Regions from separate parts of the Mus musculus genome. Here region 1 is linked to region 2. Evidence: chromatin loops called from intact Hi-C (ENCODE). Cell type or tissue: gastrocnemius. All regions are shown on one strand. Each heading gives the region's core, and the rest is flanking DNA. Links, peaks and the distances in the headings are about the cores only. Region 1 has its middle 20 kb from the start of Samd7. Region 2 holds the start of Sec62 (SEC62 homolog (S. cerevisiae)).

The links. Peaks named below come from ENCODE experiments on the same cell type or tissue, not always from the same donor. Only the 100,000 strongest peaks of a DNase experiment are listed, where the experiment ranks them.
Region 1: it touches region 2 in a loop (3-fold over the local background); 5 of 42 quality-filtered maps call a loop at or near these places.

The regions. Positions count from the first base shown.
Region 1 is chr3:30,717,917-30,734,236 of GRCm38, forward strand. No RefSeq gene overlaps it. Among named protein-coding and RNA genes, the nearest start is that of Samd7, 20 kb to the right of the region's middle. In gastrocnemius, for the core only: CTCF peaks have their summits at 7,115 (motif pointing right) and 7,824 (motif pointing left); DNase peaks (open chromatin) are centred at 4,404, 5,459 and 7,807.
Region 2 is chr3:30,788,207-30,804,526 of GRCm38, forward strand. Sec62 (SEC62 homolog (S. cerevisiae)) reads left to right here and starts at 4,670. Exons shown (of 8, transcript NM_027016.2): 1 at 4,670-5,177; 2 at 11,925-12,033; 3 at 12,854-12,959. The coding sequence starts at 5,142. In gastrocnemius, for the core only: a CTCF peak has its summit at 7,644; DNase peaks (open chromatin) are centred at 5,087 and 5,574; H3K4me3 peaks cover 2,481 bases; H3K27ac peaks cover 3,111 bases.

The DNA.
Region 1 (16,320 bases), core at 3,799-11,798, 69 kb before region 2:
CCAATTCAAAACTATTGGTTAAATAAAAGTGACTATAGCCAGTTACTGGGGAGAATAGAGGTAGGCAGGTTTTCAGTTACCAGGCTGGGGGTGGGGAGTCACAGGTAGGGACCACGAGGAGAGGAGGAAGAAGAAAGAGAGGAGGAAGAAGGAGGAGAAAGAAGATGAGAGAACAGGAGGTCTCCATTAAACATGATGGACTAGGAGCTCATGGCCTAGTGAAATGTCCCCTGAGGACAGATTGCTGGAGCAGAAATAACACAGGCAAGACTCAGAGATAGCAAGTACTTGGGGGCACAGCTAAGGAATTAACAGTCTAGTATATAGAAAAGTAGATTGGGTATAATTCATGCAAAAACTGTGCTAGAGCTGATTTTAAAATCCATAGGACTCTGCCTCGGTTATTGGGCAGCTGGCCAGGTCATATTAATAACTAATGGAGCTATTAAGTAACATGTAAAAGTAGCATTTGCACTCATCAGGTGCTAATGCGGCTTACTTTGGGCTGATTGCTTGCATTTGTTCAAGTCTTGAGTCAGCAATTGAGGAGAATATTCTTCTGGTTTCTTTGGTCATCACTCCACAGGTGTGGTAGCTGATTCTAGTTTAAACAGGTAATGTCTTTCTCCCCTTGCTGCCAACCCAGATATGTAGGAAGGCTTTGGGAGTACTTCCTGGAAATAAAACTTAGAAGCCATTTCTCCAAAAGCTATTAGTTACAGAGCCTACAGTCAACCCATGAAACCCATGACATCTTTTTTCTACTTAATCTCTCTGGAATGCATCCTGACTTTTGAAGAAGAACTTCATCTACTGTCTAAGAATGGCAGGGGGTCACGGTTGCTGGAGGAGTTAGAAGAGCCATAAATGCCTGTTCCCTGTTTCTGATGAACAATTCTCTCACTTCCTCTTGTCTTTCCTGCCTCACATTTACCACAAGCCTCCACTCCTCAGAACTAACTTAGCCTGGAAGCTCCTTCAATTATAACACCTCTGTGTTCCGTCATGCCAGGCAGGAAAGTCTGTACCGCAGAGCCTTTGCTTGAGAGATGTACCCCAATCTCTAACAGTGCCTTGCCCAAGGCCAACACCTTATTGAGCATAATTAGAATAAACATAGCCTGCCTGTTTGTTCTAATCCCATTGCCTCTAACTCAACACCCATGGCCACAAGTATTGCAGTGAGCAAAGATGGCTTAGAGAATTGCACACTGGCTTCTTAGGTGCTTCTGCCTGGGAATGACATCTGCCACTTCTATGAACATTTAACTCATCAAAGCCGGCAAGGTCAAAAATCATAAGGACAATGTAGATAATAAATAACCATAGGCACTAGTGTGATGGTTTGAATATGCTTGGCCCAGGGAGTGGTACTAATTAGGAGGTGTGGCCTTGTTGAAGTAGGTGTGTCACTGTGGGCATAGGCTTAAGACCCTCACCCTAGCTGACTAGAAGTCAGTCTTCCACTAGCAACCTTCAGATGAAGATGTAGAACCCTCAGCTCTGCCTGCACCATGCCTATCTGGGTGCTACTATGCTCTCACCTTAATGATAATGAACTGAACCTCTGAAGCTGTTAGCCAGCCCCAGTTAAATGTTGTCCTTTATAAGACTTGCCTTGGTCATGGTGTCTGTTCACAGCAATAAAACCCTAACTAAAACAATTGGTATTCAGTAAAAGTTGGGGTCTTAGCCTCCTGCCCAGGAAGCTGTAAGGTAGGGACAGTGAGAAGTTCTCGTAATTGTACAACTGCTGGCTTGAGTTTCCACCTCCTGAAGCAAGCATGTGGCTTCTTCGATGTGTTGCTGTCATCTAGCATTTATTTTCATGCTCTCTACTGATATTTTTTCTTGGAAGTTCTAAGCATAGGGCTTTACTGGATATATCTCTACAAGCATGAGCTCTGGGACTAAAACAGAATTCGCTTACCCAAGCAGACCGGCCATCTAGTCATTGTTTCACAAGAATGGATTTAGTTCCTTTGTCATGAGCCATGTTGGTGCCAATGTTCCTGCTCATTTACCTTGTAATACAGTCGTTCTCAGAGCCAGAACACAACTTGTATCAAAAGCTGTTCATGGTTTCTCAATATGTGTGTGATGCCTATTCTTGGTTGTCAACTCAACTACATCTGGAATTAATTAACATCCAAGTAGCTGGGTACATCTATGAGGGATTTTCTTTCTTAATTAAATTGTTTGAAGTGAGAAGACCCACTTCTAATTTGGAACTTTTCAGGTAGGAAGATACACCTCTAATCTGGCCCACACCTGTTGCTGCTGGTGGCATAGGTAAAGGACATGGAAGAAGGAAGCTTGCTTTCCCTTTGCCTGCTTACACTTGCTCTTGTTAGCAAGTCCATTTCCTCACTGATGTTGGAACCTACTTCTTCAGGATTCTGAAGACCAGCTGAGACATTCAAACTTGTGGACTGAACAAGTGCTGGAAAGCCATTATTGGAGTAGCTAAACCACAGCATGTAAGACATTCTAATAAATCCCCCTGTGTCTAGATACATACATACATACATACATTCATACATACATTCATAGACAGTTACATAGGTAGTTGCATCAATACATAAAAACATAGATACATAGATGATAGGTAGATAGATGGTAGATAGGTAGATAGATACACAGATACATAGATACATAGATACATAGATAATAGACAATCGTATTCTTGCCTTCAAAGAAATACCTTGAGAGCTGAGGAAAAAAAATTTCCTAGGCTGCCTATATTTATTGCTCCATTCATTTTAGATATAATAGTCATAAAACAAACACATCTTTTTTATTAGATATTTTCTTCATTTACATTTCAAATGCTATCCTCTTTCCTAGTTTCCTTTCCAAAAGCCCCTATACCCTCCCGCTGCCCTGCTCCCCAACCCACCCACTCCCGCTTCCTGGCCCTGGCATTCCCCTGTACTGGGACATATAATCTTCGCAAGACCAAGGGCCTCTCCTCCCATTGATGGCTGACTAGGCCATCCTCTGCTACATATGCAGTTTGAGACACAAGCTCTGGGAGTACTGGTTAGTTCATATTGTTGTTCTTCCTATAGGATTGCAGACCCTTTTGGGCACTTTCTCTAGCTCCTCCATTGGGGGACCTGTGTTCCACCCAATAGATGACTGTGAACATCCACTTCTGTATTTGTCAGGCACTGGCATAGCCTCACAAGAGATAGCTATATCAGGGTCCTGTCAGCAAAATCTTGTTGGCATCTGCAATAATGACTGGTTTTGGTGGTTGTTTATGTGGTGGATCCCCGGATGGGGCAGTGTCTGAATGGTCCTTCCTTCTGTCTCAGCTCTGAACTTTGTCTCTGTAACTCCTTCCATGGGTATTAAGATAAACGAATCTTAAAGGCAGTATCAGCATGGTATATATGAAATATATACTATGGTATATATGAAATATATACTATGGTATATATGAAATATATACTATGGTATATATGAAATGCAATTTTATCCAGCCACAATGAAAAATGAAATCATGGTCTGTAGAAAAATACATGGAACTGTAACTCAAGCATAATAAACCAAACCCAGAAAGATAAAGTATGTTTTCACATGCCCGTGGAAGTCAAAGAATGAGCTCAAAGGAGTGACAACATCAGCCCAAACCTCAGGTGACGAGCCAGTTAAAACTGCTGCCTCCTTTATAAAGAACTGTTTATTGATTCTTTGTGAGTTTTGTATCATGAACCCCAGTCCTGCTCACCTCCCCATCCCCTCACATCTTCCCTTAGCCCTTGCATCCACCTGCAATAAACCACACCAGCAAACAAAACAAAGCATAGAAAACATCTCATCATGGAAGTTGTAGAGTGTCACAGTGTGTCCCACAGTGTGTTCCTCTGTCCACACATCTTTACTTGCAAATATTCATTGCAATGAGTCTTTGGTCTGGTTTGAGATCTCTGTCTTCTGTGACAACATCGATATTGGATCCTCATTGGGTCTCCTCCCAGTTATCCTGTTGTTGCCCCGTGTCATGGAGATCCTGCAGCTTTGGGTCAGCTGGACTGGCCCTTTCACATGTCTCAACCATTCACAGATGATATAAATCTTGGGGTAGGCCCACCATTGCAACCGGGAGACACTCAGCGACATCTTGTCCTCACACTATCCCCATCCCAAAAGGACCTCATTCTCTCCTGCATCCTCTCGTCCTCCATCCAACCTGGAAGTCCCTCCTACTCACCCAATGATTGGCTCCTTTATTCATTAGGGGATTGGTTCACAAGAAGTCACCTGAGTATGTGTGACTCATTCCTTGTCTGCAACCCCTCCCAGAGGAACGGAATTAGCATCAAAACAGCACCAGGCCCAACCACAACACTACACCTTGCCACTTTTGGTAGTTGGGAAAGCTGCCCACTTGGTCATGAGCTAGGATGAGCTAGCCCTTCCCCCTCACCAGCTGTGACACTCAGGAGAGCAGGCTTTGCACCTTGCATAGATAGCACGGTGGAGCTGTCCCTCAGGGCCAGATCCAAGACTCTGAGATGCATCTAATAATGCATCTAATGGTCATGCTCTTAAACACCACTCAAGAGTCTTTGAACAGTTCCAGTTTAGATGGATATTACAACAATTTAACATTTTCTCTCACTTTTACTCATTCTTTTCCTTCATTTTTATTTTACATGGATGGGAGTTCTGCCTGCATTATGTTGGTGTGCCACATGCATGTAGGGCCCACAGAGGCCAGAAGAGGGCATTGAATCCCCTGGGACTGGAGTTGCAAATGGTAATTACAAAACTACCGCATGGTTGATGGGAATGCAACCCAAGTCCTCTTGAAGAACAGCCAGTGCTCTTAAGTCATCCCTCCACCCTCTTCCATGATGGTCTAAATTGATGAACACAGACGTGCATAGAAGAATATGCTACCTCTGTGGAACTAAATCTTGTGGTATCTGGACATTTTTCCTCAACCAGATTTCTTACACAGACCCTTCCTTTGTCATCCTCTGAACTTTGTTCATCTTATTTGTGCAGAGTGTGTGTGTGTGTGTGCACGGGGGTGGGGGGTGGGGTGCTCACGTATGGAGGTCAGAGGGCAACTTGCAGGAGTCAGCTCTCTCCTTTCATCATGTGAGACCTGGGAATTGAACTCAGGCCAGGAAGGCTTGGTGACAAGTGCTTTAGCTTACTGAGCCATCTTGCTGACCCCATTCGTTTCTTCCTCAGCATCAGTCACCAACATAGAAAGAAGAATTGTCTTCTCTTGGTGACTTTCTGTCTTAATTCATTTTAAAGAGGTCAAACTTGTCCAATTTCAAATGTTTCCTTCTCAGAGAGAGGCAATATTCTGGTCCCACACATGTGAAGCCAGCCACAGGGGGCCTTAGAGCAGCAATTCATATCAGGCCTGCTCACTAAGTTGCCGGATGTTTATAGAGGCTGGTAGGGGGCCAGGATGCTTTAGGGATCTCAGCTGTCTCTTGGCAGGAGAGACAGCTGAGAGCTCCAGGCTCCAGAGGAGGCTGGCAGTCTGGTCCCTTTTATGACAACTGGCCTCTCACCAGGCAAAGGTGGGTGGAGCTGCCCCCCATGGCCGAGATTTTTCTTTCTGCACTACTGCGGAGGGAGAGCGAAGGCCCCAGTGTCCTCAGAAGAAACGGCTATTTTTAAAACATGATTTAATCTTGACCTCATAACTTAAAATCTTTCGGGATAGTTCAGAATGTGCATAACATAGTAAGTCACAGGGTAGACTGTGATTTATGAATATATAAATGTATTCATGTAGATATAATGAAGAGATTCATTCTTCAAATGTGTGTGTGTGTGTGTGTGTGTGTGTGTGTGTGTGTATGTGTGTGTGTGAAATGTGCATGCATAGTTCACAGTGTTGGGAATTGAACTTAGGGCCTCAAACATGCTAGGCAAGAACTCTCTGCAACTCATCTGTATTCTCAGTCCAAAAAGAAAAATGTTTTCTTTTAGGAATTTTTTTAATTAAACATTTGTATCCTACTGGTCTATGAGCTGACCATCTAGTGTCCTTCTCCACAAAAGAACTTTAAAGAGCTTCTTTGGGAAAAACCCAATTTGAAACAGCTTCAAATGGCCAAAGACTAATTAAACGCTATCAGATAAAAATACATGAATGTATAATGAAATTTTGACAATAAATCAATTTGTCATCAGTGAACCAACTCTTTAATATGAAAATGAGACTTTTCTGTGTGCTGTGCTGAGATTGGCTGAGTATCTGGTACTGGGAATACAATCATCAAATATATGTGCTGATGGTACTGGAAGACAGGGGTGGGGAAGGAGAGGGGGTGGTCTGAGAAGTAACTGGGTCTGATGAGCTGTGGCCTCAGCAGGATGTCCCTCGCTCTGGCTTTGTGATGGGTGGATGACACACCCAGCTCCTTTAAATCACACCGCCTCTAGAAGAATGGGTGATATAGAAGCCTAAGGCAGTAAAGTTGATGCTATGAAGGGTCTACTTAAGAGAGTTACGCAAAGGAGAATGCGGCTAAAGGAGTCCTGCCTCCAACAGGACTGGAGACCGCGTTGCATTGCCCAGGCGCTTTAGAAATCTGTATAAAAAAGACAATTCTGTAATATCATTGAAGTTTAGGGTTAACGAGAAAGTTCCTCTAATGTTTGTTCTCCTAGACTGACCTATGATGAGGCTCCATTCCCTTAACAAAAAGAGACAGCCCTGACTTACAGCCAGCCATCAGGGCCATCTCCATATCAAAGAGCATGACTCTAAGCAGTAGCCCAAGAAAGGCTCCTCAGGGTCACAGTCACCTTTAACTCCCCAATGGCCATTAAGTCAGAAGGAGCCAGTGAAAACTACTCGGAAAACGCCTCTGGTGTTTCAGAGATAATTCTGTCAATACCCTTTCTGTGTCCATCTCCCATCAGCCCAAGTGGCCAGACTTGCAGTCTCCTGTCTCTGTCCAACTGTTTAAAGTGTGGCCTGGGACTGAGACCAGAAAGAGGGTTAAGGGTTAAGAGCATATATGGATTGCACAAGCTTACAGTGTATCTACGTTCATGAGATTGTCTTTTTAATTTTTAAAGAATTATTTATTTTAGGTACATGAGTACACTGTAGCTGTCGTCAGACACACCAGAAGAGGGCATCAGATCCCTTTACAAATGGCTATGAGCCACCATGTGGTTGCTGGAAATTGAACTCAGGACCTCTTAACCCTTAAGCCATCTACTCAAGGCCAGCTCCTCTGGCGTTAGCCAGAGCCAGACATATGCTATTTACAGAGGTTAGCAGCAGAAGGGGATGCGGACAGCTATGAATACCAGAGCGGTTTCTCTTTCCCCACAGACATGGGTACTGAAGCCTGAAATATCGGTCTCTCAAATGAAGTAAGATCCAAACTAATCAGATCAAGCACGGAAATCTATTAGCTAGGTCTGGGGAAAATGTAAGGGCCTGAGGCATGTGTTCAGAACATCACGGGGCTACCACAAGTAAAATCGGACTTCAGAAGACTCGTTGGAAAGATGACCTGCTTTAACTGCATTTCAAGGAAAAAGAGGAAGAAAGAGAAAAGGAAAAAAACAAAACACAAGGGTTTAAAAGAAACTCAAGAAACATACACCAACGGTAAATCACAGACATTTTTGTGGGATCCTCATCCAAACAAACCAGTTTTATTAAAAACAATACGAGGAGCTGGAGAGACGGCTCAGTGGTTAGGAGCGATAGGCTGCTCTTGCAAGGGACTTAAGTTTAGCTCCCAGCATCCACACTGGGGTCACGAGCACCTGTTAACTCCAACTCTGAGGATACAGCGCCCTCCTCTGGCAGCGCCTGACACCCTCTCCCCTGCAAATGGCTGTGTATATTCACAAAGCCATACACACACATAAATACAAATAAGTCTTTAAAAGTAAAACAAAGTGTCTCTAGCTGCATATGTATCAGAAGATGGCTTAGTTGTCCATCATTGGGAAGAGAGGCCCCTTGGTCTTGCAAACTTTATATGCCCCAGTACAGGGGAATGCCAGGGCCAAGAAGTGGGAGTGGGTGGATAGGGGAGTGGGGAGTGGGGTATGGGGGACTTTTGGGATAGCTTTGAAATGTAAATGAAGAAAATACCTAATAAAAAATAAGTTTAAAAAAGTAAAACAAAATAAAATCTGAGAAGCAGGGTGATTTGAAGCTGACGAGGTGTTGAGAGGACTTTAGATTGGCATGGTTTTATGATAGTGTGGGGCTTTTTGTATATGAATATCACACTTATAAGACACTCATTCTAAAATATCTGCATGAAATGCTATTTTGACTGGCATTTGCTTCTATATAATCCATGGTGTCAGGAGACAAAGGCAGATTTATAAAAGAGACAAGAGTGTACCTGGGTTTGTGATTGGTGTAGCAACATAATTTTTTTACATTCCACTTCATGGCTGTAATTTGTTTCCTTTAGTATGTGTTTGAAATTATCCATAAGAAAAGTAGAGTTTTCAGCAAGAAACAAACAAACAAACAAACAAACAATGAATAAATGGACTAATGCAACTAACAGACAGTTCTCATAGGATGAAATACAAATAGCCAAAAACATTCAACCCCACTAGCTGTCAGAGAAATGCAAATAAGATCTACACTGAGATTCCACCTCACCTCAATCAGAATAGCAGCCACCAAGAAAACGGCAGCCAGTGCTGTCAGGGAGGTTGACAAAAAGGGACCCTTATGTGCTACAGATGGGAATGTGAACTTGCCTGGCAACTGCAGAAATCAGCACGGAGTTTTCTCAAAAACCTGGAGTCAGACCTACCATATGACACAACAATGCCACAGCTGGCCATGCACCTAACACACACCAGGAACACTTGAACATCAGCCTTCACTGTAGCTTACCCACAATAGCCCAGTTATGGAACCGGCCAGTGTCTAGCAACAGGGGAGTGGATAACAAGAATGTGGAGCATATACACTACCGATGTTTTCCAGCCATAATGCAGAAAACGTTATGTCACTGGTAGGAAAGCAATACAACTAGAGATAATAGTATTAATTAAGTTAAGCCAGTCTCAAAAAAAGAGAGAGAGAGAGACAAATAGTAGCATATTTTTTTTATCTCACTCAGGATTCTCAGAGTTTACATAGCTACAGGAAATCATATCAGCATATATAGCAAGAAAGTAGAAAAAAAGACAGATCAGTAGTGGGAGGAGAAGGCTGGAGGGGAGCATCTATGGGGGGATATGACCAATGTGCAGCACATGTACATATGTATGACAATGTCCTATGTAACACAGTGACATGAACAATGAGCAGAAAAAAATTGGCTATTAAAAACGTATTTAATGGCTAATACCCAGTAGCAAGCTTCCTAAACCACACACCAGGAAATATACTCCTCAGAGGCTCTCTGCCAGAGACAGAACAAAAACTAGGTTGAAAGGACCTATGAGCCTCTGCTGTGATTTCATATCTGAGGAAATGTCAACAGAAGAGAAATGACTCAGTAGGCACCTCACTTGCAAGGCCAGCCTGCTGACCTCAGCTGACCCTAGAACCCACAGTGGAAGGGAGAAATGACTTCTGAAAGTTGTCCTCTGACCTCCACATGTGCACTATGACATGCATAACCGCACTTAACACATAAACCCGCATGTGCACACAAGTCCAGGTCAGTACGCCTACATACATACACTTATTAGAGAAGCCAGCTATAGCCTCACCAAATGTCAGAATGTCACACACATAGCACCTCACCATTCTGGAACAGTATTTAACCAAAAGCACTCAGTACTGTTCAATTTTCCTTTCTACAATGGATGTCCTGGGCAAAGCAAAGGAGAAGGAGAAGGAGAAGGAGAAGGAGAAGAAAGAAGAAGAAGAAGAAGGAGGAGGAGGAGGAGGAGGAGGAGGAGGAGGAGGAGGAGGAGGAGGAGGAGGAGGAGAAGAAGAAGAAGAAGAAGAAGAAGAAGAAGAAGAAGAAGAAGAAGAAGAAGAAGAAGAAGAAGAAGAAGAAGAAGAAGTCTTCTGTGGCTTTCTATCTAATTTTAAAGACAACATCTCTCACTGAATGGATTTTATCTTTTGGACTAGACTGGAGGTCTGTGAGCCAGAACATAGATCAGACACTGAATATTCATTTAAAAGGCCTTGTCACAGTCATGGGAGATGTTATCCAACTGGTATATTAATATTATCAATAAAGCACCCCAGGACCTTATGCTGTGAGAACTTTTGGCAACTGTAACGAAGTATGGCGAATCAGTGGCTTATAAAACGAGGGCTTATTGTGTCTTTCTAGAAGCTTACAATTCATAATCGGGGTTGGTTCCTTCTGTGGCCTGGGAAGGAAGGAAATGTGCCCCGGGGACTGTAGCTGGTAGAGGTTGGCTAACAGTCTTCTGTGTTCATTGGTGTATAGGCATGTCCCTTCTTCAGAGCCAGGTGGCAACGTTCTCTTGTATGCATCTGTCTCCAAACTTTATTTTGATAGACATCAGTCATTACTACCCAGTCTAATAACTTTATAGTCAGAGTTTAATTTCTGGTGTTGTGATAAACTAACCTGACAAAAGGCAACTTAGGAGGGAAAGGTTTATTTGTCTCATAATTCCAGGTTCCGATCCATCGCTGAGGGCAAGTCAAGGCTGCAGGAACTTGCAGCACCTGGTCACATCCACAGCCAGAAGCAACAAGAATGGATACCCACGTACTTCCTTCCTTCTGCTCGGCTCAATTTCTCTGGTCTTATACTTTAGAACTCCCACTTAAAAGAAATGATATATAAAACCATGGGGGAGGTCTCCAGAAACACCATGGACAGCAGAGGACCCAACCTCGTGAGGAAAGAAGTCCACTTCAACACGACTCAGTAGCTGGTAGTTTATTTCAGGCATATTTAAACACAGTCTTTTACAGTTCTAGGGAATGGTATTACCCACAGTGGGCTAAGTTGTTCCACATCAATTAACTTTAGTTAAGACAATCCCCCACAGAGAAGCAAGCCCACAGGCCAACGCAATGTAGACAAGGCCTCACGGAGACTCCCTCCCAGGTGATGCTAAGTTGTGTCAAGTAGACAAATCTAAACATCACAATACTCTTAACTGCATCATGTCAATCAACACACTATCTCCCAACACACACTAAAGCACACTTAGCCACAGACTAAGATGCTAGGTGTTAGGATTTCAGCTTACAGATGGGGAGAGACATGATTCAACCGCGGTGCTGATCTCCCTGTACCTACTTAGGGCAGCTACACTAGCTTTCCAGACAGGTTCCTGGGTCACAAGGTCTCAAATCTCCTGGTTTGCCAGTAGTCTCCAAAATAACCCATCCCCCTTGCTCCTGGCGCTTTCTCAGCACTGCTAGGATTAATGACACCTGCTCTGGCTTTAGGTGGCCTAGTTTGTGGCTATTACCATCATATCACCGTGACAGTGCTCTCAGGTCACTCTTCCTTCAAAGCATACTCCAAAAGGCTGAAGACATTCTCCGTGCAAGCATACCCAGTCTTTTGACCAAGTCTTACAAGCTATTTGGTTCCCTGGTAACTCGCTTTTCTCAGGAATATTGTAAAGGTTTCCAAAGCCCACAGAGGTAGAAAGTGACAAGGATTCATCCTATATTGCCCTTCAATTCCTCTCCTAGCACTGGTTAAGTTTCCCATCTCTCCTTCAAGGCACAATTCTTATTTCAAAGTAAACCAGCACATTTTTCTCTGAGAGTCTTCATCTTGATATTTGAAGAACTTGCGGTTACTGAAGTTTATTGTTCGATTTTTCTGAGGAGTTGGGGGCTCTTCTCAAATGGGATCTCTGATAGACTCGGTAGGAGTCAGGATTTCCCACAATTCAGCTGTAAGGCAGTGTTCAGTAGCCCTTGGTTATAGGAGACTTATGCTCACATCACCAGTATCCTTGCTGTTTTCGAGTCTGAGACTAGGCAAACAAAGACCTCGCTGTACTCTTCCAGACCTGTCAACTTCTGGCTAGTTTGGTATGGGGTAAATTAGACTAAGCAGCCAGTAAACACTAACTATCATCATTACTATTACTACATTAAATCCAAGTAGCCCTCTTTCTGTTGAAGGAGTAAGGATAACTCCTTTGATCTTATCTGTCTTTTGTTCATGAACAAAGAATTTCCTCTTTCCAAACTCATATTCACATGTTCAGGTCAACATCAGCCTATGGAAAACTGCCAGTGCTTCCCCCAAAGGCTAGAACAGGTCTGCTGAGTATCTTCAGCATTTGGAAGATAAAGGTGTATCGTTCAGCTATTACATTTCCTAGTTACTCTCTCTTCAACCTTCAACTGTTCAACATAATACAAGTAGCTCAACAATTTCAACAAATATAGCTAAGGCTCTACACTAGAGCTATCTGTCAGAAACTGTGGCTGGAAGGACAGAGGGCTTTTCCTCCGATGGAGGGCCAGGTCTTGGAATGCCTCAAAGAGCTCAGCAGGTTATAAAGTACATGTGACATTTCCCCTGAGGATGGCTTCCATTGATGAGTCTGGGATAAACATTCTGGGGGATCTAGGTGAGGTCTGGCTCTACAGATAGCAAAAGTCACCAGGTCATTAACAACATTCACTCCCAGCCTGCTGGGTGGAAAGCTGGGATTGGTGTCCTCTACTGAGGAGACAACCCTGCATAATTAGCATCCGTTTCTCCAGTATGTAGCCAAGAGCGCTCATGCCTTCTGCAAGGGAAGATCTACCACTTCATAGGTTTGAATTTTAAACTGCTTACAAAGGAGCATTTGGGTGGGTATGGGGGACTTTTGGTATAGCATTGGAAATGTAAATGAGCTAAATACCTAATAAAAATGGAAAAAAATAAAAATAAAAATGTTGAAAGACTTAAAAAAAAAAAAAAGGAGCATTTCTCTCTCTGGGGTTCCCGGCTGTGGATACATGACCATTTCTATCACACGCTGCAGCCACGCCATCCTCACCATGGTGGATTGCATTTTCTTTTTCTTTTCTTTTTTTTAAAACTTTTTATTAGATATTTTCTTTATTTATATTTCAAATGTTATATCCTTTCCTAGTTTCCCCTCCGAAAACCCCCTATCCTCTCCCCCTCCTCCCCCTGCTCCCCAACCCACCTACTCCCACTTTGGGGTATAGAACTTTCACAGGACCAAGGGCTTCTCCTCCCATTGATGACTGACTAGGCCATCCTCTGCTACATATGCATGTAGAGCCGTGAGTCCCTCCATGTGTTTTCTTTGATTGGTGGCTTAGTCCCATGGAGCTCTGGGGTTACTGGTTAGTTCATATTGTTGTTCCGCCTATGGGGCTGCAAACCCCTTCAGCTCCTTGGGTACTTTCTCTAGCTCCTTCATTGGTGACCCTGTGGTTCATCTAATGGATGACTGTGAGCATCCACTTCTGTATTAGTCAGGCACTGGCATAGCCTCTCAGGAGACAGCTATATCAGGCTCCTGTCAACAAGCTCTTGTTGGCATCTGCAATAGTTATCTGGGTTTGGTGGTTGTATGTGGGATGGATCCCTGGGTGGGGCAGTCTCTGGATGGCCATCCTTTAGTCTCTGCTCTGAACTTTGTCTCTGTAACTCCTTCCATGGGTATTTTGTTCCCTCTTCTAAGAAGGACCAAAGTATCCACACTTTGGTCTTCCTTCTTCTTGAGTTTCATGTGTATTGCAAATTGTATCTTGGGTATTCTGAGTTTCTGGGCTAATATCCACTCATCAGTGAGTGCTTACCATGTGTGTTCTTTTGTGATTGGGTTACCTCACTCAGGATGATATCCTCCAGGTCCATGCATTTGCCTAAGAATTTCATGAATTCACTGTGCATTTTCTAAAGCCGAGTCAAAACAGACCTCTCCTCCCTGAAGATGCTTTCCTCAAGTGTTTTTCTCACGGGAGTGAGGTAAGTAAGTAACCAATACACAGGAGTAGAGGCAAAAATGGGAAACATAACATTACCCTTTATGGCTCTTTGGAAGGGCCACGATGTGTGCGGGAAGTAAGGCCTTTATTGGTCCATTTTATTTTTTCAGAAAACAATATTACAATTTAGTGTGTGCATGTTCTTTTGTGTATTTGCACATGTATAGAGGTCAAAGGACTGTTGGCGGGAGTCAGTTCTCTTCTTCCACCACGTAGGTCTCAGGGATCAGACCCAGGTGTTCAGGTTTGGCAGCAAGTTCCTTTACACACCGAGCCATCTTACCGGGCTCCGGACATAACTCTGATGTGGACATAACTCTCATATGACGTGGAAGAGGTAACAGTAAAGAAGACTCAACTCCAGTTTCTGGGACTCAATTAAAAAACATAATTTCTTTGGTCATCCAGATAATATCTTGATGAGTGCCTTTAAAACTACCGTGTATGAAAAAAAAAAAAAAAAAAAAGACAAAATAACAAAAAGACCAGGGGTTGGGGATTTAGCTCAGTGGTAGAGTGCTTGAGGTTCGGTCCCCAGCTCTGGAAAAAAAATAAAAAAGACAAAATAACAAAACTACCGTATATGGCACATGTAAGCAAGCTCTCTGGTTCTTTGCTGGACAGTTTTATTGTGTAGTTACCTCAGCATCCACGTTGCCACTGTTGCTATGCAACTTGAAGGTGTCTGGTACTCGGACTGCCACTTGTAGAGTCAAGAGAGCACAGATACTGTTCCCATGAATGCAAATGCACTTCAGGCAGGAAGACTGATTATCGCCGACAACAAAACCATTGCAGAAAACCAAGCTTCAAGATAAAAAGCAAGCTTCAAGATGAAAGCCGGGGATTTCAGGTTGGGCTTCCTCCCACAGGGATGCTTCTCAACGAGGTGAGACTCTAAAGACCAGTTCCCACTACTAACCTTTATCACCTGTTTGACATCCTGAAGAGGAATTTTGGGCGGGGAGAATGTAACCTGAAGGACATTACAAATGTTCTCTATGATAGCATTGTGGAAAAGGGCACTTCAGATGCTGTCTGTGACTGCATTGTATAAAAGGGCACTGCAGATACTGTCTGTGACTGCATTGTGGAGAATGGCACTGCAGATGCTGTCTGTGACTGCATTGTGGAGAAGGGCACTGCAGATGCTGTCTGTGACTGCACTATGGAGAAGGGCACTGCAGATGCTGTCTGTGACTGCATTGTGGAGAAGGGCACTGCAGATGCTGTCTGTGACTGCACTGTGGAGAAGGGCACTGCAGATGCTGTCTGTGACTGCACTGTGGAGAAGGGCACTGCAGATGCTGTCTGTTATTTCATTGTGGAGAAGGGCACTGCAGATGCTGTCTGTGACTGCACTGTGGAGAAGGGCACTGCAGATGCTGTCTGTGACTGCATTGTGGAGAAGGGCACTGCAGATGCTGTCTGTGACTGCACTGTGGAGAATGGCACTGCAGATGCTGTCTGTGACTGCATTGTGGAGAAGGGCACTGCAGATGCTGTCTGTGACTGCATTGTGCAGAAGGGCACTGCAGATGCTGTCTGTCTGTGACTGCATTGTGGAGAAGGGCACTGCAGATGCTGTCTGTGACTGCACTATGGAGAAGGGCACTGCAGATGCTGTCTGTGACTGCACTGTGGAGAAGGGCACTGCAGATGCTGTCTGTCTGTGACTGCATTGTGGAGAAGGGCACTGCAGATGCTGTCTGTGACTGCATTGTGGAGAAGGGCACTGCAGATGCTGTCTGTGACTGCATTGTATAGAAGGGCACTGCAGATGCTGTCTGTCTGTGACTGCATTGTGGAGAAGGGCACTGCAGATGCTGTCTGTGACTGCATTGTATAGAAGGGCACTGCAGATGCTGTCTGTGACTGCATTGTGGAGAAGGGCACTGCAGATACTGTCTGTGACTGCACTGTGGAGAAGGGCACTGCAGATGCTGTCTGTGACTGCATTGTGGAGAAGGGCACTGCAGATGCTGTCTGTGACTGCATTGTATAGAAGGGCACTGCAGATGCTGTCTGTGACTGCACTGTGGAGAAGGGCACTGCAGATGCTGTCTGTGACTGCATTGTGGAGAAGGGCACTGCAGATGCTGTCTGTGACTGCATTGTGTAGAGGGGCACTGCAGATGCTGTCTGTGACTGCATTGTGTAGAAGGGCACTGCAGATGCTGTCTGTGACTGCATTGTATAGAAGGGCACTGCAGATGCTGTCTGTGTGCTATGCTGCATACATGCTACCACCCATTTGTCCAAACCTGCAAATTGTTCACCAAGAGTGGCCACCTGGGCTTTGGGGGAGACTGTTGTGTGGATGTAAGATTATCACTGCATAGGTAACAAGGTACCACTCTGGGAGCGATGTTGGTGGCAAGGATAGTTACATGAGAGGTAGGCAGAAGTAC
Region 2 (16,320 bases), core at 2,794-10,793:
CTCACAACCATCCATAATGAGATCTGACTCCCTCTTCTGGAGTGTCTGAAGACAGCTACAGTGTACTTATATATAATAAAAATAAATAAATAAATTTTAAAAAAAACAATGAATAAGTTTCATCTAAAAAAACAAAAAACCAAAAACCAAAAAACTTGCATTCAAGTCTCTTGTAGTTTTGGTTTAGGGAAAAAAACATGTATACACACACACACATCTCAATGCTTCATTTAGGAGAGAAATAGCAGCCAAACAGGAATGAGACTGCAAGGCCAGGACAAGAAATGGCTCAGAGAAATTCCTCACTACCACCACCAACAGCACAAACAGGCACTTAGCCATTTTATACGAGTAATAAATCAAAGAGGGATCCAGAACTTGAACTCTTAGGTTACATGTAAAAATATTGGCATTATTCATGCTGCTATGCACAGTAGGGAGCCACAGGGAGTGGCTACCCAGAGGATAAGATAGTTCGGTGTGCAGAGAGGGTAGCTGAGGACAATTGGGAGGCTGTCACAGTAATTGTTCAGTGAGTAACTAAAACCTGATGAAGACAATGATAAGGAAGGGAAGAATTCCAAACATCTCAGCTGTGTAATCGCTGGCTGGTGAACGGCTGACAGGAAGGCGTGGTTGGGATACTTTCAAGGTTTCTAGTGTGACCAAGTCAATATTGTAGCTAACAAAACTAAAGCTATGTAGTGGGGAGTAAAGGAGAAAGAGAGTCTTTTCTTCAGACCACCACTAAAAATGAGTGTTCAGTGTTCAAACCTCTGTCATCTATATTTGCCCTCACAAATTTTGCCCCATCAACTTAATTCTTGTACTCTGTTTCATCTAAATTGACCCTTCAAATGCTTTTTAAAAATTAATTTCTACAACTGAAATATAAGTATCACTTTCCAAAGACACTACAGTGTTGCCTACAGAAGTCTTTGAACAAAGATTTGGTAATAAAGAGGAGGGTGGGGAGGATGGATTGAAGACATAGTATATCATAAAGGCCAAGATGGAGAAGATATGGATATTGTCCAATACTAAATATGATGCAAGCTGAACAAAGACACTGAGCTTAAGAAGTGAAATAAGGATAGGAGAGAGAGAAAGAAAACCAAACGGTGGTCCAGAGGGAATGGCAAGGAGATCATGAGACAGTAAATTAAATCATTAAATCTCTTCTGAAGGTAATGAGCTGTAGTTTGAGAAGGAGCTCGTGACAGTTAATCTTGATATTCTACTTGGCTGAATCTGGAATCAACTAGAAGGTAAAGCACTGGACACCTGTCAGGAATTGTCTTCATCAGGTTATCCGAAAGAGAGGCTCTATCCTAAGTGTCAGTGGGACCTTTCTGTGGCGGCCCGTACAGAACAAGGCAGAAGGAAGCTTTTGCTCTTGCCTGCTTTCTGTCACTATCACTGGGAAGTTCATCTACCCTGTTGATGCTTCTGCAGCTGCAGCATTCCTTCACTGATATCAGGGTACAGATTCTTCTAGGTATACCAACACACCTCTCAGAATCCTCCAGGACTTCAGTACCAGACTGGAGTGTTTAGCTACCCAAACTCGTGGAAAGAGCAACTACCAGGGTTCTCATCTTCTCCAGTGGGAGGCAGCCATTGTTGGACAACCCAGGTTATTATGTAACTTAGTATAATAAATTCACCTTTAATATATGTTTAATTGATTTGTTCCTCTAGAGTCACAAAGGAATTTACATTCTTCAACATATAGTGGACTAACCTCTAACCTTTTGAGTTTAGTAAGCACTCCATCTCTACTAAATGAAATAGTGTTTTCATTTACAGATCAACTGTCCTATAAAAACAGTTCAGTGTCCTCTGGGTGGTGGTGCATGCCTTTAATTCCAGCCCTTGGGAGCAGAGGCAGGTAGATCTCTGTGAGTTCAAGGCCAGCCTGGTCTACAGAGCTGAGCTCCAGGACAGCCAGGGCTACACAGAGAAATACTGTCTCAAAAAACAAAACGAACAAAATAAAACAAAACCAACAACAACAACAAAATAAACAAACAAACAACAACAATAAAGCAGCACAAAACAGAATCGTCATTTGCTGGGGCCAGCCCCAGCGGGGGACTTCTTTCCTTTCAGTTCTCCTTGAGGCAGCAGAGGGGGTAGAGTGCCGGTGGATGGTCAGACTTTTCTCTTAAGACTTTGTAAGATATTTAGGGTTGCTGTATAATTAAAAGTTTACTTATCTATGTCTAATTTACTTTGCTACTGTAGCTGACCTGCCTTCTGTGATCCTCTGAGGCCAGAAACTTCAGTCTCTGGCATTAGCACCTCATCCTAAAACACCAGATTAAGTAAAGGATTCATTGCTAGAACCTTTTCCCTTTTGTCCAGATTCCTCTCCCTTGTCAGGCTGGGGGGAAGTTTGGAGCAATAAACTATTGAACTAGGAGAAGAGAATCTCACTGGCAGAAGGAAAAACTTTTACATAAGCAAATATGCATAAACTCACATAAATGTACATACAGATTCACACTTGCACATTTATACATCTCCATTCAGACCAGTTGGGCTCAGTTTGTATGCATTCTCATAATTACATACATAATTATACACACACACACACCCATACTCACGTATGCACTTGGAGCAAAAGACCAAGCACCAGTGCAGAAAGAATGCACTCATTCTGGATGAAAAATGAGCTGCAATCTTTATTGCAGGAGAAAGAAAAAGTTTCTACCCTTTTATTGCTAAATGAGTTAAACCTAAGTTTGTAGAAGAAAACTTTGTTCCTTTAAATAAGACTAAGTCTGTCTTATTATTAAGAAAAGACCTACCTGTTCTGTCCCATAGTAAGGAAAAGCCTGCCTGCTCCTTCTGCTCTCTCTGTAGCTTCTTTTCCTATCCTCCTTCCCTCTACATTCTGCAGATTGGTCTCTTAGTTTTTTTGTGTTACCTTATAGTTTCTAAGTTATTCCACTCTGCATTCTCCTTCTAATTTTCTCTCTCCTCCTGCTCTGATGTCACAGCAATGCTCTTACTCTCAAAGCCTTTTCTCCCAATGCTCTGCCTTTACTTCTAAGTTCTTGAGCTCAGTTCTCTCTAAAAAGTTTTTATGTCATGACTAAAAAAATTGTCCTCAGTTTAGTTTTCTAAAAGGTTCTGTTCAGATCTGACTAAAAAGTCCTCCTCAGCCTAGTTCTGTTTCTTTCTCTGTCGGCAGCACTTATACATCTTTTAGAACACATGATCACATGGTAAAAAGTTCGTCACAAGTTTACTCATAAATTCAAATCATAAATTGAAATAGAAGTTTACAGCAGAGAATGTTTACATGTATATCCATTAGGAGTAATTACCTGGCTAAACATTCATCCCCTGTCACAACTCTACAGGGTCACAGAGAGTTAAAAAACATAACCAAGTTACTAGTGAAGTTTTGTATAGATAAACCCAGTCAACATTGTATCTTCTGTCCTAGCACCTATAATATAATCGTAGTTCCCTTTTTATGACTTTTGGTTAATGGTTTTACAACCTTTTGGAATGTGCTCTGAGTAGTAGAGGCAATTAACTGGTGACAGAGACTGGCAGAGTTCTCATTGCAGTTTTGACAGCTTAATACATACTGGTACAATTTTAGGAATCCTTACAGGATCATCATTAAGAATTAAGTCATCCATTTGTCTATATAGCATCCCTACAAGACAGTACATCTCTGTAGATCTGCAACTGCAGAGATCTGCTCAAAGAGGTAGGCTAATACCTAGTGATTGTTATATATGTTTAATAATAACAGGAGAAGCATATTAATAGTAGGAATCTTTCCTAAAATTATTTTCTCCTGGGCTTTGCCTATGGGAGCAAATCTGTCACGGATTATGTTAATCTGAGGCACACAATCTCAGGGAGATCATCTGCTAGCTATTAGCTTGTCCTGACAATCATCTGGGTAGGAAAGGCTAGAGAAAACAAGATATTGTATGTTCCAAGTTTTGTGTTAATACGTAAGAATTATTAGTTCTCCCCTGCTTCCTGACAGCAGAGCCAAATTACAGATCTCTTGAGAGTAGAATTGCATAGTTAAAAACAAAAACCACCAACCTTCAGCTATCTTAGTATATAAATGATCAGGCATCAAAGTACTGAGCTTTGCTTCAACTACATATTATTATGTCAGATATATGAAATAGAAAACTTTAAGGATTTTGAAATTAAGTTTACAATGCAAAACTGAAAAAAAAAACCACAACAACAAACAGGCTACCAGGTTCCATGATGTTTGGGGGGGAACAGAGAAGACTTATAAATTCAACATACACACACATCCCATGTACACGCAAAGTGGATATAAAGGACAAAAGAAATTTAAAATGATTAACTGACTCAAGGGATAGAATTAAACTTTATTGGTTTTATCTTTTCTGCATTTTTTCAACTTTCTTACAGCCACAATGTCATCAGAACTTGTACCTAAGCACTTAACTACCCATGTCTTTGGTCTAGAAAGTTCTGGAATAATAGTCATATAGCAGGTCGTCAGAATAGTCATATAGAAGTGGCCTGCAGTCTACTGCATCCCAACTAGTCTTGCTCCTTTCCACCTTAACTTCCCTGGGCTCATCCAGCCTTCTGGAGTCTAAGGATGGGTTGTGAGGTGTCACGTGAGGAGCGGACATTCCAAGGCTTTGGGGACGAGCTGTGTTTAATGGAGTCAGACTCTGAAGTTGTTTTCCACCTTTTAAGGGGAACTTGGCGGGACTGAAGTGGGGTGCCACGGGGCTCGCTGGGGCAGGAAGCGCCACAGGTGACGCTGTGCGCCCCGGTGGTCCCGGCGGCGTCAGCGACTCTGAGGGGCGGGGCCCGGGGATCTGTGTTTACACGCCAGCCAGGTGACTCGGGCGTTCAGTCAGGGCTGAGAGCCGACGCGACTTGCCAGCCTCCAGCGCTCTGACTCACGTGGCGCCGGCCTCCGGGACCAGAAGCAGAAGCAGCCCGCGTCGTCCGCCACCGCACGGACGGCGGGAAGACCACGGAGGCCGCCCCCAGCCCAGAGCCCGCGGCGGGTTACATAACGGGCCGCGAGCCGCCGCGCTCTCGCGAGATCTCAGCCGCCCCCTCCCCGACTCGCTCCACGTCAGAAGGAACCGGGCGGAGCGGCCAACATGGCGGAACGCAGGCGACACAAGAAGCGGATCCAGGTAGCTCGGCGGGGCCGTGGGACCGGGGACGGGCTCGGGCGCGCTGGGACGAGGAGGGACAGGGGGAGACGTCCCGAGCGGCCGGACGCCCGGAGGCCGTCTCCGCGGGGTCGCGGCGCCGGGATGGTCTCGAGGCGGGACGGTGTTAGCGGCCGCTCGGCCGAGGGCTCTGTGGTGCGTCCGGGGAAGGAAGGAGGGAGGGAGGCGCGGCGCTCGAATCCCGCGTCCGGCCCCGCGTTCCTGCGGCGGAGGGCTCGGGCCTGCGCGGGGAGCGCGGACGCCAGGCGCCGGCCGGCCTCCCTCCCTCCTCCGTGTCTCCCTGGCGTCCCGATATTAAGGCCACGGTAGCTGGGGTGGAAGGAGGGCTGACCTGCGGCACCGCCGCCGGTTCTTTGTGCTTGCAGACGGTCGGTCGGTCAGCTGGCCCCGGGCCGCCCGGCCCCAGGGCTCCTTCCAGATGTTAAGCGGCGTGTGCCCTCCATTCCCCTCCCAATGGCTCTTTTAACCGAATAGCCGGGCTTGAACCTTGCCGGCTTTCTTCCAGGCGACACGATGTAAACAAACCCTGCCCGGTCAGTGCTGCAATGGGCTGGTGGCACCCAGAAACCTTCCACATGCCAGCTTGTCAGCCTCACGCCCTACATACTGTGCCTCCCTCATCCCTTATGAATGTCACCTGAGCATCTCTTCCCCGCAGTTTTCGCCCTGTTGGGTGTCCTTTGTTCGATGCACCTTAAACATGGATGTGAGCGCCTCAAGAGCTCACTCAGAAACCAAAGGCCTAAGTTGATGGTCTCTAGTAAGTTGTTAATATGTCAGTCACAAGTTGTTACACTCATTCTTGTCTTTCTGTTCCCCACGTAGGATGTCTTTTTCTGTTTTCCTTTTATATCCATTTTTTTAAAGACTTATCAAGTTATTGGCCTACAGGCCTTTTGAACTATGTAAGTTACAGTTGAAAACAATTTTAAATACTGTGGGAAAGATACCAGTGTTCAGTGAGTGTGGAAGTTGGCAGGTGTGACAAGATAATTTTGAACAGGTTACAGAAGGGAACTAGAGACAGATTCCAAGTTCACATAGGTTTTTAAAACCAGAGTGTCAAGACAATAGAAATTTCTAATTATGCTATTCCCAGGCTTTTGAAATTTAGTATTATGGCTTAATATGGATACTTACTTTATTAGAATTTGTATTGAAGTTGTTAAATTTGTGCTTCCTGCTCTCCTTATGTTTACCCTTGGCAGGACAAATTTGTACTTTTTTGCTCTTTACTACACATTATTTTACAGTTTTATCTGCTTTTCAATATTGCCATAAAGGTAATGTAATGTACTTTTTAAATCGCTGCTCATATTTCAGTTATGAGTGTATGTTAGACAGAAAAGCAGGTAGAGATGCTTTATGGTGCTCTTTAGTACCATAGCTACAAGTTAGTTATCTTATGCCTGTTTGTTCTCTAGCTCCACCAATTAGGTAACAAGGTTTTTTGCTTGCTTGGTGTTTTGTTTTGTTTTGTTTTGTTTTGTTTTTCTCAACTTCTGCATTTGTAAGAAGGATCATTTACCTTTGAAAAAGAAAAGGTTTTAGGGTTGTAGAGTTGGTATAAAAAGTTTAAGTTAATAACTTACTAAAAGTTATTAAAAATGCCCTCCTTCACCAGAATAATGAAATTAGGTTAGTTATATTGGTTTTTGTTAAGTACTCCTTAATAAGCTTACAAATTACAAGTATCTATCCAGTTAATTAACCATTAGGCTGTAAGTTCTATGAAGTATAGCTATTTACTCTATTTGAGATGCTGGTTATTAAAAGTCAGCTTGGTATTATGAAATTAAAAAAATTTCCCCATCTAAATATGTGTTTATATAGGAGTATAGCATTTTTGTGGAATATCATACAGGAGTACCTTATATAGACCAACAAATTTTTTGTTTGTTTGTTTTTGGTTTTGTGTACATGTGTGGTTATGTGCAGATGTTAGTTGAGGCCAGAATGAAATGTCAGCTCTATTGGAGCTGGAGTTACAGGGTGCTAGCATCCAAACTGAGGTCTTCTGGGAAAGCAGTGCGTACTCTTAACCACTGAGACATTTCTTCAGCTTCCTCCAACAACACTAGGGAATTCCTCAGTTCTTATATTCCTGTCAAGAATTAAAATCTCTGATATTGGCATCACTTGAGATAAAAAGAGCAAATGTAATGACAAAGTTCAGAGTTTGTAAAAAAAAAAAAAAAAAGTCTATTCAAAGACTATCTGGTGAGTGTCCTGTTACTCGATGTTCTGTTACAGTCAGATTTGGTTGGATTACAGTGACTTTTTGGGGAGTGGAGGTATGTTTGAGTCAGACAATTAAGTTGAGAGTTCTGCTTTGGTCTTGGAGCCAATCATTTGCTTTTTCCAGGACAGAATAATTTTAGAATCTGGTGTCCTAACAGAGTTGGAAGCAAGGGGGCCATTATCCCATTTCTTTCTTGGACTCAGATCGGGTCACTGAAACTTTGAAGTGAGCTTACATTTTCATTGACATTGTGTTGTAAATTTTAATAACAGATTCTCTAACAAGAATGATTATAGCTGAAACTCATGAAATCCTTTTTCAAAAGTCTTCTTTAAGAACAGGAAATATGGTGACTTTGTAGAATAACAAGCCACTAGAAGCATTGATTGAGAATTCTGATACCAGGGAGTTTAAAATTTGAAAAACATCTGATAGAACTTATTTGGAATCCTCTGTTGTAAGTTCTGGCTCAGGAAGTGAAATGGATCAGGGGCAGAGACACTTGCCTGATGGCTTGAGTTTGATCCCACAAGGTGGCAAGAGAAAACTGACCCCTAGAATTGTCCTGACCTTTACACGAACACCTACAAACACACACACACATACATACATACATACACACACACACACACACACACACACACACACACAGTGTGGTGGGCTTGGAGATTACTAATCTCACCCTCATTTTAATGACAAACTGATGTCCATTGAGGTTATGTGACTTGAACTAGGATTGCCTTTAACTTAGTAAGATTAGATTTAGACTAGTCATCTGATTCCCAGTGGAATAAATACTCTTTCCACCTAATCATTGACTTAAAAAAAAGAGTTTTGTATTACTTTAATCCCAGATTTTATACACGTGTGTGTGTACACACATATACATAATATATCTATTTAGTTTTGTGTTATGTCTGTGTATCTCTGTGAAGATATGTGTACCTTAGTGCAGGTGTCCACTGAGGACAGAAAAAGGGCATCAGATCTTTTGGAATTGGCAGTGGTAGTTACAGGTATTGGTGGGCTATCCAGTGTAGCTGCTGGGAAGAGACTAAGGTCCTCTTCAAGGGCAGTTCGTTCTTAACCACTGAGCTATTGCTCTACCTCCCCAAATTCCAAATATAAATTTTTATTTGAAAAGATTTAGTTTGGCTTGCTCCTTCTCAAAGAATCATTCCATATAGTGCTCTGCTTCTATTTAGAATCTAGTTCAGTTTGAAATCTTCAGATGACTTCTGTATCTTAGAACTTGTGTAACCTTCATCAGTTATTTTTGTTTTTCCCATCTGTCTCCCTGGAAGTAAAATCCTGACATGTCATGGGCTTATATGCCTCATTTCAGGAAAGAGAAGAAAAATATTTGGGACTGTTCAACCAGACTGCAGGTCTGACTTCTCGGGACCTTCTGAAGGAAAGGGAAAGAACCCAGGAATCCAGTCCTCTAAGTTGAAAATTCATCTTACCACCTCCCACCCCACCTCACCCCACCCCAGGCTTAATAGAGAATTTTGCAGTTACATAGCAAACAAACCTGTTGCCATAGGAAGTGTGATAGAAGCAAATTGGAAATGATACTGCTATTGTTAGCTTACAGAGTGACTTTAAGCACATAATTTAAGGTCCCCTCTAGTTTTCACAATATCTTCTATTAACCTACAGTTAACATGTCCATAAACAGTTATGCAATTTTTTTTTTACTTGTGCAAAAAGCTAAGACCTGTTTTCTTTTGTTCGCTCCACTATTTATAGATCAATAACTCTATTTCTACTTAGTTTCTGTTTGAAAGTCTGTCAGAATAAAGCAAGCCCATGACTTGCTCTAGATTTTTTCTTTTTCTCAATTAGACGACAAATGGCAACTTCTATTTCATTCTGGTATTTGGGTTTTGATATTTTCTAAAGTATATTAAAGTCTTTATCAATATTCTACTAGACTTCCTGCTCAAATAATTTTGGGTTGTGATTAACAATAGATAGTACTTGGATGCAAAGAAAAGGCAATCTATCACAAACTAGTTGATTCTTTGTATCCTCATTCAAAGATAGTTATGAGAGTTCATGTGGTTAAAAAGTTCATTACTTTGAGTTGATGAGCTCATTTTTGTATGTTTTATAAGCATTTATTAATACCCTCAAAAGGCTTTCATTTCTTGTTAGAAATGAAAATTTCTAGCACAGAAATTAGCAAAGTATTCTGTTCACAGTAAAAGGGAACAAACAGGGGAGGTAGTATACCGTAGTCTATTTTGTAAACAAGGTAAGAGTCTTTTATGTCATTTAGGCTGCAGGAGGCAGCAGGCACAGAGGATTGCCACTGCTGATGCAGACCCTCTCGTGGAGTCTTTCTAGTTCTGAAACACCAGCTGCTCCAGGTGTTACATTTTCACTAAGAGCTGACTAGTAACTAGTACCAGTCTCTTTCACTTAAGGAGACTACTAGTAGACAACTGAAGTCTATGTCCACTTGAAAAAATTACTCAGACATCATTTTTGAGTCTTCCTGTCCATTGTAGTTTAGTAGTGTCTTTAACAAGGAAAGTACAGAGTTGGGGGGAAAGTTTACTAATTTATTAAAGTGAAACTTTTTAAATTTTTGCAGATACTTAATGATGTCTGACTTACTATTATATAATCAACTTTTCTGAGTATTTATATTTTGATATTTATATCTTGATCAGCATGTAGGAAATCAGCACACTTATCTGTGGTCCATAAATTGTTTAATTGAAGGATTGTGTAAGTATTGACATACCATGCCTAAAATGATGATTCTTCTCTATATTCCTTCCCCATTGCTTCCTTATACACTTCATGTTCCTGAAAAGTATCCTTTTTTAAAACAATATTTTGAACATATTCACCTCAAGCCCTCCCGGATCCATCCCCAACTCTCTACCCACCCAACTTTTCCCTTTCATTGGCTAACACAGAATCTGGAATCTTGTGTCTATTCACTGCACTCACTCTTTACCATTAATCCTGTGTACTCTACGTCTGAAATGTTTCAAATATGTGTGTCCCCTTTCTACTCTTAGGCCAATATCATAGCACAATAATCTTCTATAATAATCTAACTAGCTGGCTTTGCATGTTTTTCCCTATTTGTCTTGCCTACAATCATAAAAATTTTTGTTACTTTCCTATTTCTGTTCTATTAAAAATGTAGTCATTTTTCTGCTTCTTGTGGAATAAAGCTAAAGTGTCTCACTTGCCTTTGAGGACTCTTTATTCTCTTTATAATAATTTAACTTCCTAGCACATTATAGTGATCTCTGTTACAGTCGAGCCTCATTCTCAGCTTCATTGTTTATGCTGGTCATTCGGTTTACTCAGAACTTGGCTTTCAAAATCAAGGTTTATGGAAAACGTTTTTTCTGTATTCTTGATAATTTTGCTTCTACTTTGTGTACTTCTAAAATATCTAAAATATTTTTATGTATTACTCCTTTTTGGAAAATAACAGTTGGTGTTTTCGGCATTTATGTAACAAAGTACAAGTATCTTGCCTTACTATTGCAAAACACTCAGGAAATATATGTTTGAATGAACGGATGACTTACATTTATTGAGACTCCTTTATTTAATGAGGCTTCCTTCCCTCAATTTCAAATTAAGTTCATCCTGGTAACAAGTTACCGGGATAAACTTGAAAGTTGACAGAAGGTGCATTGAAATATTTTTTCCTCAATTGAATGAGGAAAAAATATTTAGAATATGTTGTTGTTGTTATAAAAGAGAATTGGTTGAACTTTTTATTTTCACAAATAATTATAGCTTGTGGTAGCAGAATTTGTCATAAAAAAATTTGGGGACAGATATAGAAGGAAAGTCACAAAAAACGATAGAGCAATTTTTCCAGAACTGCTCTTTGTTACTGCACTAGCATTAATAAGAGTATCCCTTTGCGCATTTCCGTATTCGCCACAGTCCTCCTGGGGAAGAGGCCCAGACACCATGTGTGATCCCAGGGAAGAGAGAAGGGACTGAGTGCCGGTCCTGAGCGTCTCAGTTCTTATGCTTACTGCCTTGTAGGTTAATTTGAGACTTCTTACAAACTGTTATGCATGAATCAGGGCACATGTTGAACTGTGGTTATAACGTGTATTGATGATACCTACTTACTTTAACATTTAGGCAGTCACTGTTGGCAACATCTTTTAAATTATTGCTTTGTGAGTAGTAAAGGACGCCATACAAAACTGAAGAGAAACTACAAACACTGGAAAAGCAGCTTAATGTTCTGTCACTGAGGCTGACATGGGGCCTTGAGCCCTGTTGGATTCTATTTAGAAGACAGTACTAAGAGTGTCCATCCGGTTTTGTCTTTTGTACCCATTATCAGATCTGCTCCCAGGAAGGTCTGAAAGCAAGTCCTATCTAACACTTGAAGAGATTTATAGAACAGATGTGCAAATGACTCTTTAGTAATATAACCACACTGAATTAATATTCCTATGTTGCAGGAAGTTGGTGAACCATCTAAAGAAGAGAAGGCTGTAGCCAAATATCTTCGATTCAACTGTCCAACAAAATCCACCAACATGATGGGTCATCGGGTTGACTATTTTATTGGTAGGATTACACCTGTAGTCTTATTACTGTAAAGATTCTATGGAGTTAGCTAGAGTTCGATACATAAAGTGATAAAGAGCTTGCATGTGTGATGAGCACATGGCAGTTGATTACCCCACTCTTCCTTTTATGATTGAAGAGTCAAACAGTGAAGTGCTTTATAATTGGTTTTGTTGGAAATTTTTAAAAAAGACTTATTTTCAGTGTTTGTTATACAATACTACCTTTTGCTCAGATAGTATGATTGTATGGAATTAATTAGGAACATTGTTCATATATTATCTATTCAACCTCATGATTAGCTGATATCATCTATAATGTAGCCCAGTAGCTTATAAATGGTGGTTGTGTTTTTGTCTTAACAATTAAACTTGAATTTCTGTCTGTAGAAGAAATTTCTTTTTGTGTTACTAATAAATTTGATATTCGTTAAACTTAAGAAAAGTAGACATGCTAATCTCTAAATCGAATGTATTTCTTTGCTAGTATAGCAGTAGGTTGTTCAGAGTGATTCTTTAGTGGTTATAATAACACGAGCATTTTCATTACCGTTGAGGGAAGAAGGAAGTGTTTGAGGTTATTTTTTTGTTGATTATTCAGAGATTGATGGTTAACAAATGTTTATCTTGCTTGAATAATAATATTTACTTGCTGTGAAGATGCTTATCAGTATACTCACAGTTGACATAAATAACATTATAGTCAATAGACTTGATATTCTGTTTTATTTTCTGTTGTCAGAATGTTGACATTTATAGCATGATTTCATAAGACGTAAGTTCATGAATACTAAATTTTAAATAACCAATTTCTTGTATAGCTTCAAAAGCAGTGGAGTGCCTCTTGGATTCAAAGTGGGCCAAGGCCAAGAAAGGAGAGGACGCTTTATTTACAACCAGGGAGTCTGTGGTCGACTACTGCAACAGGTAGCGTTCCTTGGTGAAGGATAACAATTAGCAATACCAGTTTTTTCCATAGTGTTGAAACTGTTTAACTAAATGTAATGAGCTTTATATGTAACTTGGATTTTTCAGTAGAAATATCTTTGTTCTTAAACTTACTATATTTTTAGTTGTGTATGTATACTTTGTAGTTATGTTCTTTTACTTGTGTGTATTTACCAGAGCTACTGAATGGAAGAATCAAGATTTTAAAAAGGATAAACATGTCTACATTGAACAAATTCTGTGTAGGAAATGGTCAGGATTTTTTTTCCAGATCTTTTATAGGATGACGGTTAACTTCATTATCCTTTGGTTTTTAATGGCTTTGCCCTGGGCTATAAGCCTAACTTACTTGCTGTTTTCAGTGATTACTAATAAGGTATTCCTTTTAAAATCAGAACAGCACACTGTCTTTGTAGTCTGAAAGATTTCAAGGTAAAGTACGTGCACTTTGGTAACATACAGGCCTTTCATTTGGTGCAGGGGTGGACTATGGAAGACACTGCTACATTTAGAGCTTTAGGTACTTTTTCTTTATAAAGAAACTTTTGGTCATCAACTTATACCTAAAAAAACCAAACTAAATTACTGTCCTCTTTCTGTTTAATACGTAAAGAGCATACTTATTAATCTGTATTAGCTAGATTTTGCTTTGATGGTACTGAAGTTTAAAATGTGAGTAGTTAAGATTTTAAAGTAGATGTTTGTTTGGGACACACATACAGAATTTAATGTTAACTCTGCTTAATAGCACTTTAAGTATCTGCCATCTACCAGGTTTAGTGGCACATGCTTATAATACCCATTGGAGTATTATAATATTATAGATATTATGTATTATAAATATTATAATATTATAAATTATTATTATATTGGAGATGGAGGCAGGAAGATCAAGAATTCAAGTGTATTCTTGCTACAAGTGAGTAGGAGGCCAACCTGGACTGCTTGAGATACTGTCTTGAAGAAAGAAAACAAGCATTATTCATCTGAGAACCCTCTTTAAAATCTGTTTTTAAAGTTAATAATTATCGAATACTTAGAAGTCTTAGTTGCTGAGTGACTAGAGATGACTAATAAACACTTCAGAAACAAGTTATATTTTGGGAGTGGGGCTGAACCAATAATGATACAGGTTCTATTTACTGTCTTGTACAGTAATTTGTCTGATGAGAATTTTAAAATGTAAACTTCCCTCTCTGCTTCAAGATATATGTATGCTATAAAAAGTAGAGGGATACTACAGATTCAGGAACTGGGACACGGTAAAATTTAAAACCTTGTCCAAGGTCATACAGCGACCTTTAGTCCAAGGTCTAAAGCTCTAAATGCAACAGTCTCTTCCATACTTTCTACCTCTGCACCAAATTGTCTACTCCAGCAAATTAATGATGCATTTATTGGAGCAAAAGTTAATCTGTATCACCTGCCAATATTACTGTTAGGGATATTTACTCTCTGAGCCTGAATTTTTCAGAAGAGCAACCAGTATCAGTTCACATAGTGTGGTCTTTTAGGAGCCTTAATACCTTATTATAGGAAAAGTTTTTAAAGATACTGAGGCTAAAGTGATGGCTTCCCTAAGGGCACTTGCTGCTCTTTCGTAAGAACCCAGTTTGTTTCCCAGCAGCCCCCTGACAAATTATAACCCGTTACCCCAATTCCAGAGGATACGGTGCCTTTTTCTGACCTCTGAGGACACCAGATGCAAACCCACAATGAATGCATTTACATGCCTCACTCATCATACACATAAATAAATCTTAAAAAAAATAAAGACATGGAACTTAGAGGATGTCTTAGACACAAACTTACTTTGAATTTTAAGTTCTTCCTACTCAAGTTGTTTATGTTCTTTCTGCATTAAAATAAAGGACTAGACCTAAGATAATAATTAGCCACTTCTGATGTAGCCATAAAATCCTCTTTGTGACCAGTTCTCATGGCTTTCTGCTCAACCATAGAGAAATCCACAATAAGACTTTGTCCAGTTCCATTTTCTAAAGCAGCTAAGTGGACATGGTGGAGCCTGAGGGAAAATGGCCAAAGCAAAATATGTGCGCTAGTAATTTAGATGTATTTTCTAAGATTTAGCTATTTTTATGTATTTGCGTGATAGGCTGTGTGTGTTTATGAATCATGTGTGCCCAGTAGCTGTGTAGGCTGGAGGAGGTTATCAGGTTCTCCAGGAACTAGAGTTACAGATAGTTGTAAGCCACGCTGTGGGTGCTGAGAGTCAAACCTAGTCTTCTACAAGAGTAGCAAATACTCTTAGCTGCTGTCATCATCTCTCCAGGCCCTCAGGCATATTTGTTAGTCTATACTTTGTAAGGCCCATTTCATACAGAAGTCTTTAACCTAGTTTCAGTGGGACCTTGTATCACCAAGTCACACTCTAATCAGGTAATACTCTCTTCACTTCCATTTACTAGCCACATTCCTTCTCTAATTGGTCTTTCTGTGTGTGTAACTCCACTTCTGATTCTCGTTTCCTTGATCCCCTATCCCACATTAGCCTTTGCATCTGCAGTTAGTATTGTCTACTCCAGCTAGTTTTGACTATTTAAGAATTCTTGCATATTTACTACTTCTTACAATCACTTGCAAGCTTATTCAGAAAGCAATAGGACTATTTGTTTGTTTGTTTGTTTTTGTTTTTTTTAATTAGGTATTTTCTTATTTTACATTGCAAATGCTATCCCAAAAGTCCCCCATATCCCCCCACTCCCCTACCCCCCCACTCCTACTTCTTGGCCCTGGAGCTCCCCTGTACTGAGGCAGGTAAAGTTTGCAAGACCAAGGGGCCTCTTCCCAATGATGGCCACAATAGGACTATTTATACTTTTTTTTTTTTTTTTAATTTATTGCCGGTTGTGGTGGCACACGCCTTTAATCCCAGCACTTGGAAAGCAGAGGCAGGTGGATTTCTGAGTTCGAGGCCAGCCTGGTCTACAAAGTGAATTCCAGGACAGCCAGGGCTATACAGAGAAACCCTGTCTCGAAAAACCAAAAAGAAAAAAAAATTATTTGTTTTATGTATGTAAATACACTGTCACTGTCTTAGGTACACCAGAAGATGGCACTGGATCCCATTACGGATGGTTGTGAGCCACCATGTGGTTGCTGGGAATTGAACTCAGGACCTTTGAAAGAGCAGTCAGTGTTCTTAACCACCAAACCAGACTCTCCAGCTCCAAATATTTATACTTTATCATAACTTTGTAACACTTAGCATGATATTTATACTTTTTAAAACTTGTCGTTGCTACATTTGTGACTGTTCCAAACATGTCTAACATTCAATAAATACTAAATCTGAAAAAAATAAGACACCAAAAGGAAT